Regions from separate parts of the Homo sapiens genome. Here region 1 is linked to region 2. The links are chromatin contacts, found by Hi-C or POLR2A ChIA-PET in ENCODE. All regions are on one chromosome and are shown on one strand. Each heading gives the region's core, a stretch centred on a gene start or an enhancer-like site at or near the end of the contact. The rest is flanking DNA. Distances are from core to core; before and after follow the strand shown. Region 1 holds the start of AP1B1 (adaptor related protein complex 1 subunit beta 1). Region 2 holds the start of UQCR10 (ubiquinol-cytochrome c reductase, complex III subunit X).

The links. Hi-C counts contacts between places; a loop is a spot of excess contacts on that map. ChIA-PET counts read pairs that join two places held with the same protein, here RNA polymerase II (POLR2A). Pooled maps may share reads with other maps.
Region 1: a map of B cell shows a loop between it and region 2 (9-fold over the local background). The contact joins the promoter of AP1B1 here to the promoter of UQCR10 in region 2. A Hi-C loop is called at or near these places in 3 of 168 maps with a recorded cell type or tissue (B cell, CD4-positive, alpha-beta T cell and naive thymus-derived CD4-positive, alpha-beta T cell), 4 of 37 single-sample maps with no recorded cell type and 16 of 50 pooled maps. POLR2A ChIA-PET finds 5 or more read pairs at or near these places in 3 of 52 experiments (A673, HEK293T and activated CD4-positive, alpha-beta T cell).

Annotation. Positions count from the first base shown.
Region 1 is chr22:29,386,234-29,390,278 of GRCh38, reverse strand. AP1B1 (adaptor related protein complex 1 subunit beta 1) reads left to right here and starts at 1,709. Exons shown (of 23, transcript NM_001127.4): 1 at 1,709-1,855. It also overlaps a transcript of RFPL1 not described here.
Region 2 is chr22:29,765,621-29,769,473 of GRCh38, reverse strand. It overlaps UQCR10 (ubiquinol-cytochrome c reductase, complex III subunit X), which reads right to left and starts at 2,105. Exons shown (of 2, transcript NM_013387.4): 1 at 1,926-2,105. The coding sequence starts at 2,075. ZMAT5 (zinc finger matrin-type 5) reads left to right here and starts at 2,467. Exons shown (of 6, transcript NM_001003692.2): 1 at 2,467-2,602. RefSeq lists enhancers at 1,974-2,023, 1,933-2,582, 2,384-2,613, 2,583-3,232.

The DNA.
Region 1 (4,045 bases), core at 460-2,959, 380 kb after region 2:
GCTTATTTATTAACAACTTTTTGATAATATTAAAAAAGATGGATAACAACCTCAGGGGATTGTTTTTGAGATTAGCAGTACCATCCACGTAATGGAATACTATGCAGATACTGGAAAGTGCCAAGTAGAAATGTATTTACTATTTTGGGAAACTTTTACCAATATTTTGGTGAGTTAAAAAATACCAACAGTGGCTCACGCCTATAATCCCATCACTTTGGGAAGCTGAGGTGGGCAGATCACTTGAGGTCAGGAGTTCAAGACCAGCCTGGTCAACATGGTGAAACCCCCGCCTCTACTAAAAATACAAAAATTAGCTGGGCACGGTGGTGCATGCTTGTAATCCCAATTACTTGGGAGGCCCAGGCAGGAGAATCGCTTGAACCTGGGAGGCAGAGGTTGCAGTGAGCCAAAATCACGACACTGCACTCCAGTCCGGGCAACAGAGCGAGACCCTGTCTCAAAACAAACAAACAAAAAAAAACAAATGATCTATCAAGTTTGGAAGAATATTCACCAAAATATTAAAAGTGATTGTCTTAGGTCAGTGGGATTGCAGATGGTTTTTTTCTTTTTTCTTTTTTTTTTTTTTTGAGACGGAGTCTTGCTCTGTCGCCCAGGCTGGAGTGCAGTGGTGTGATGTCGGCTCACTGCAAGCTCTGCCTCCCGGGTTCACGCCATTCTCCTGCCTCAGCCTCCTGAGTAGCTGGGACTACAGGCGCCTGCCACCACACCCGGCTAATATTTTGTGTTTTTAGTAGAGACGGGGTTTCACCATGTTAACCAGGATGGTCTCGATCTCCTGGCCTTGTGATCCGCCCGCCTCGGCCTCCCAAAGTGCTGGGATTACAGGTGTGAGCCACCATGCCCGGCCATTTTTTTTCTTTTTTTGAGACAGGGTCTGGATCTGTCGCCCAGGCTGGAGTGCAGTGCTGCAATTATAGCTCACTGTAACCTCAACCTCCTGGGCTCAAGCTATTCTCCTGCCTCAGGCTCCCGAGTAGCTGGGACTACAGGTATGAGCCACTGTGTCTGGCTCAAGGTCACTCATCTTAAGAATGGAGGGGTCCAAACTAGAGCTGTAAACCTAGTTTGGACAGAGAGAGACCCCTCTGTAATCCCAGCACTTTGGGAAGCCGAGGCGGGAGGATCTCTCGGGTCCATGATTTCGAGACCAGCCTGAGCAATAAAGTGAGACTCTCTCTACAAAAAATAAATAAGTAAATAATAAGTAATTAGCCGGGCGTAGTGCTGCGCACCTGTGGTCCCAGCTGCTTGGGAGGCTGAGGTGAGAGGATCACCTGAGCCTGGGAGGCGGAGGGTGCAGTGAGCCCAGATCTTCGAGCCACTGCACTCTAGCTTGAGCAACAGAGCAAGACCCTATTTCAAACAAACAAACAAAAAATGAGTGACCTTGAGCAAAACCCTGCCCCTCTTAGAACCTCAGATTTGCCGTCTTTACACAGAAGATGGACTTCAAACTCCCTACGACCTTGCCCGGCCCCCTCACGCTGAATTGGCTAGCGGGATGGTTTCCCAAGGGCTCTGCGGGAGACTGCAGCATAGCAGCGCCGCGGCTGCCGAGGGGTTAATACCGTTGGGCTCTTCCCCTTTTCTTGCCCCGCCCCACGGGCACCACCCCCGCCAGGGTTGTACCCTTGACCCCGCCTTCAGGCCTTGCGTCCACCGGAAGTACCCGCGCGCGGGCAGCTCACTTCCGCCCGGCAGGTGACAGCCGCGGGGCTCCGAGCCGCCGGCAGCCCGGACGCACCGGGAGAGCGAGAGGTGGAGGCCGCGGACATTTTGGTGCCAAGCCGAACCGAGCCGGGGCGCCGGGAGCTATTGGGACCTGCGGGTGAGGAAGCGGGGACCCGGGCGAGCCAGGAGAAGAAGTGGGGCGAGGGGTCAGGGGTCCTAGGTGAGGGGTTTGCGGGGTCAGAGGTCATGAAGAGGACGCGGCGCTGCAGGGGCGCGAGCGACGTCCCCAGCCAGAGGAGGAGGAAGGGCTGAGGGTTCGTTCATTCATTCGCGCCCACTTGGCCGCCGGCCTGTTCCTCGGCCGCCCCATACCCGCAGCACCTCCTGGGGCTTCCGCCCGGAGAGACAGGACTTAGGCCCCGAGGAATTCCCCACTGGCCTGAGGGAAAACTCTTCGGGCTCTGATTTCCTCTTTCGGACTCACCTCCATGGCCATCCTGAGGCCTCCTCGTTGTTCAGGGCGTTATCTCTTTGCCAAGGTTGAAAAAGAAGAAAGAAAAAAAAACTAGAAAACGGTCCCGTGCCGCCCGCCTCCGGCTAGGCACTGGCTTGGTCTTGTTTGTTGGAGCCTCTAAGACAAGTTAACTGAATGGAGACACCGGTGATAATGCTGCAAAATAACGAGGGAGATGCTTGCTAGTGGCTATCGAGTCCCTTCTGTGTACCGGGCACTGTGCTAAGCACTTTCCTTACAATGACACATTTAAACTTCACAGCAACCTTTGTGGGGATTAAATATCCCTATTTTATCGATGAGGACCCTGAGGCACAGAGAGGTTAAATCCCACATGTAAGGTCATTCGGGTAGTAGAGGCAAGGCCAGGTTTTCTGCCAGGCTGTCAGAGACCTGCAAAGTACAGAGACAAAGGAAAGACTGGAGTTAAGGTTGGGGTGTAGGGGATATTTAAGACTTTTAGCCAGACATGGTGGCTCACGCCTGTAATCCCAGCACTTTGGGAAGCTGAGGCGGGTGGATCGTGAGGTCAGGAGTTCAAGACCAGCCTGACCAACATGGTGAAACCCTGTCTCCAATAAAAATACAAAAATTAGCCAGACATGGTGGCGTACGCCTGTAATCCCAGCTACTTGGGAGGCTGAGGCAGGAGAATCGCTTGAACCCAGGAGGTGGAGGTTGCAGTGAGCCGAGATCGTGCGACTGCACTCCAGCCTGGGCCACGGAGTGAGACTCCGTCTCAAAAAAAAAAAAAAAAAAAAGATTTTTAGCTGCCGTTGTATTTATTTGGATTTATGTCACGATGTAGCCTTATTGCTTTTTGTCTGATCTTCATAAGGGGCATTCGACTTACTTTCTTTAGGATAAAACAATCCTACAGGCTGTTGCTATTAGTGATACCTTTCAGGGCAAGAGTCTAAGATTTTCCTGACTTTAGGGAACAGTGAGACACAAAACAGGCTATCCGTGAAAACTATTTGAAGATTGTCGAGAACTTCTCTTCAGAGTGGTTGAGCTGCATTCGTTTTGGTCTAAAAAGAGAGGAACCACATGACCTCTAGGGGATCTTTTGGTCCTAGGTTCTGGAAGAAGGTACCCAGAGGAAGAATCTTTGCCTTTCTGAGAAATATGCAGGCCCCATGGCTTCTTGCCAGAGCAGAGCACGTCTTACTTGGGAGGTGGTGAGACGGTTTGGTGGCTGGAGGACTAGGCTGTATGAATCTAAGCCTCATTCCATTGCGGATATTCACTTGCTTCAATTCTGCCTCAGTTTCCCTGACATCAACATGAGAAAGACCTGCCGCCTTCCTGTCTGCTCCTAGGGGTATGAACCTGTGAATGAACCCGTGAGGGCTTCCACATGGCTTCTGAAGAAAGCTGTATATAAATATTACTGTAATACCTTTTTTTTTTAAGCTGTGTGATCTATTCTCCTAGTTCCATTGAATTCACAGAAACTTAATATTGTCACCTTATATTCCCATCCTTCCAAGGGAGGATTTGAGATGAAGCAACTTGTCACAGAGGGTAGGAACATGAGCAGAGCTCAGAGCTTCTGGTTTTCTGTCCTGAGTTGAGCCCACCAGTCTCCTCTGACCTCTTAGAAACTGTCATGAGGAGCATCTTCAGTAGGTCTCAAAGAGTCAGATCCCTCAGAGATTGTGTGAAGATCATCTGTTGAGTGTAGGTCAGTGGAGGCTTCACCCTGAGCTGCTTCAAGAGCCCAGAGGTATGATGGAAAGATCACCAGACTCCCAGTCAGTCAGCCCTGGGTTCAACCCCAGCTCAGCAGCTTCCTGGCAGTGTGACCTGACCTGGACCGTTGACATAGGC
Region 2 (3,853 bases), core at 856-3,355:
CCAGGCTGGAGTGTAGTGGCGCAATCTCGGCTCACTGCAACCTCAGCCTCTTGGGTTCGAGCGATTCTCCTGCCTCAGCTTCAAGAGCAGCTGGGAATACAGGTATGCGCTACCCGGCTAATTTTTGTATTTTTAGTAGAGATGGGGTTTCGCCATGTTGGCCAAGCTGGTCTCAAACTCCTGACCTCAAGTGATCTGCCTGCCTTGGCCTCCCAAAGCGCTGGGATGACAGGTGTGAGCCACCGCGCCGAGCCTTCATGCATAATTCTTGGCATTTATAAAATACTATGATGCTTTCAATCACCAGGTGAAGTAAGTGGAAAGGGGTGATCTTAATTTCACAGGAAATTCAGTTTGAGATTGAGGGAAGTGCCCCAAAACACACAATTATTAAGGAAAACAGCCTGGAAGATGTCTCAGTTCTTCAACTCCCAGGTATTACTGAAGAGATTATAAGTGCGTAGTCCCAAAATATTTCACCATGAGCCATTTAAGACATTTCCTGGGACCTAAATTGGCTGAAATTCTCATTCCCAGAAGCACAAGAGGTTGAGCACAGTGGCTCACGCCTGTAATCCCAGTACTTTAGAAGGCTAAGGCAGGAGGACTGCCTGAGCTCAGGAATTCAAGACCAGCCTGGGCAACATGGTGAAACCCCATCTCTACAAAAAATACAAAAATTAGCTGGGCGTGGTGGCGCATGCCTGTGGTCCCAGCTACTCAGGAGGCTGAGGTGGGAAGATCACTTGAACCCAGGAGGTCAAGGCTGCAGTGAGCTGTGATCATGCCACTGCACTCCAACCTGGGCGACAGAGTGAGATCCTGTCTCAAAAAAACAAAACAAAACAAAAAAAAGCACAAGGAAAATGGGTGAGTTATAACAACATACTTGGATGTCTCTCCAGATCAATGGGAGTGGTTAACAGAACCACTTGCAAGAGATGGGACAGTAGCAATGCTTTCATATGGGGCAGGAAGTTGCACTGGTCACAGGCAGCATAGCACTAGTGGACAGTGCCTTCCCGGGCTGCAGAGTCAGACAGTCTCAAATTAAAAACACAAGTGAGTGGTGGAACAGGGCTATATGTATAAGGCCTACTCCAGCACAGTCATAATTTAGCGATATAAAGCATGCACTGCACCTAGCACAGTGCATGATACATAAAAGTCAAAAATGTGTTGCGATTCCTACCTCATGCTTCCACTTTCTCCTGAGGAATGTAAGCAATGATTATTTTTCAGTGGTACCACCTACCAGGCATGTGGCACCCTGCCTGCATCTCATGTAATCCTCACAATCGTGCTCAGGTTACTATTAATATCTCCATCTCACAGTTAAAACGGAGTTCAGAGAAGAAACTTGCTCAACTTAATGCCACAGTTAAGTGACAAGGACCAGTGTTCCTATCCAAGGCTTTCTGATTTCATAGCCCCCACTCTCAACCATTAATACCAACTGTCTACGTGGGAAGCCTTGGGGACCAGAAGCGCCGTCTGAAACTTCAGCCACGGCGTCTAAGGTGTCTAACGTCCTTTTCACGACCGTCGCCTGCTCAAATCTGCCCTTGAAACTCTGAGAGACAGGGGTCCCGTTTCTGGCCCTGACTTGCCCCTGGCTTCCTGTGCAGCTAGTAAGTCCTTTGCTCTCACTAGCCTTTAGTTTTTGCTTCTGATAATGGGCAAGTGGGTATGTAGGGTGGCACACAGCAATACTTACAACCCCTGCAAAATGAAATATATTAACCTCGCTTAACGTTTTAGAATTCACATCAAGCCAAGGGGACAGACGGCGGACTCGAGACAGAAGACGCCGACGGTTTACCCCTTACCCCCTTCCTGGTAAAAGTATACTGAGTCCCATCCCACCTCTACTCCACTGTCACCCCTCAGGCGGGTCCAAGGTCAGGGATGGCACAGGCCCTCACCCCCTCGTTGATGTGGTCGTAGATAGCGTCCGCGCCTTGATCGAAGGCGCGCTCGAAGAACATGACGCCCACGATGATGGTGAGGGCGAAGGTGGAGGTCCTGCGGAACAGCAGGGAGTACAATTTCGAAGTCAACGTCGCGGCCGCCATGTTTCTTCACAGTCCAACTCGCGCCACCGCGCCTGCGCTGGGGCCGACCTCGTTCCCCAAAGGCCCTAGACGTGCAACACTTTATGGGATTTGTAGTTCCTCTGAATCTCAGCCTTCGTGTTTTGAACCACAGAGGTATTCCTATCCTGGGAATGAGGAAAAAAACTCAAAAGGTTCATATCAGGACAGCCCAGATAATCTGATAAGATTTATTACCCAATTTTTCTTCTCCAGAATTCCTGGCTGTTAGAATATGTCAAACTACAACTCCCAGAAGCCCTCGCGCGCCATCACCTTCTCCCCGCCCTCCGCCCAGTCCCGGCTTAGATTCCCAAAGCTCTCTGGGAAGGGCGAACTGATGGCCAAGGCGAGACTACGAATCCCAGCAAGCAGTACGCGACGCGAGGACGCAGGAGGAGGAGCCCGGAGCTGCAGCCACCGGGGAGCCAGGTACCTTCCGCGAGACGTCGAGGGGCGAGTCCTAGTCTCTTTTCTCCGCACTGGAAGACTTGAACACTTCCTTCTCTGTGCGTACGCCCTGCGGCGGGACGCACCATTTCTTGGGATAGGGTGTGGATAGAGGGGCGAGGGCAGCTGGGTTCCCGAGACCCTGGCTCAACTCTTCGCCTTGTCCCCTGCACCAGCCCCAAGTCTAGGCCAGGAGCTGGAGCCTGCGGCAAAAGTCTTGTCCTGGAGGTTAAACCCTTCACCCTGGATTAAGGGCAGGGACGGATCTGCCCTGCTTCCTGTTCCTCTCACCCCTGGGCTTCGCACCGGGCAACCCTGGTTTGGAAGGCTGGAGACTTGGAACCTGCTTGGGATTGAAAAGAGCAAGGGCTTTGGAGTACCTGGGGCATTCAACAGATGTTTTCCCAGCGCCTGTTCTGGTCCCTGCTCTGGGGACCCAGCAGTGAACAAAGTCCTTGCTCTCACAGAGCGCTCAATCTACGGAGTGGGCGGGTGGGGAGATGCAGTACAGCAAACAGATAGTGCTTTGGTTGACTGGAGAGGCAGTGGTGGTGACATTGCACCCTGGGTAGCTGCTCTGGGGGGTGACACTTGACTAGAGACCTGAATGAATAGTAGAGTTGAACAGGAAAACGTTGGTGCAAAGGCCTTGAGGCAGCTACAGTCCTGGGATGTTTGAGGGAAAGAAGTAGAGTGGACTGTGAAGAGGTTGACTCCGGTCAGCTCATGTCTGGCCTTGGAACCCACCTTACGGAGTCTTGTTTTCTTTGGTTTTTGTTTTTAGAGACAGGGTCTCACTGTGTTGCCCAGGCTGGTCTCCAACTCCTGGGCTCAAGCAATCTTCCTGCCTCGCCCCCCAAGGTGCGTGAGCCACCGCGTCTGGCCAAGGAGTCTTGTCTTTTTCTAGTTGCACTAGGAGGCCATTGAAGGGTTTTCAGGAGAAATGCGACAAGATTTAATGTGCACTTTAATGTCATCATCCTGGCTGGTCTATGGAGAGTGGACCGCAAGGGGGAAGTTATTGTAGTAGATCATTTGAGGGAAGATGGGTGGTTATTTATTTGAGATGGAGTCTCGGTCTGTCGTCCAGACTGGAGTGTAGTGGTGCTATCTCGGCTTACTGCAACCTCCGCCTCCCGGGTTCAAGTGATTCTCCTGCTTCAGCCTCCCGAGTGGCTGGGATTACAGGCGCCTGCCACCATGCCTGGCTAATTTTTTTTTTTAGTAGAGACAGGGTTTCACCATGTTGGCCAGGCTAGTCTCAAACTCCTGACTTCAGGTGATCCTCCCATCTTGGCCTCCCAAAGTGC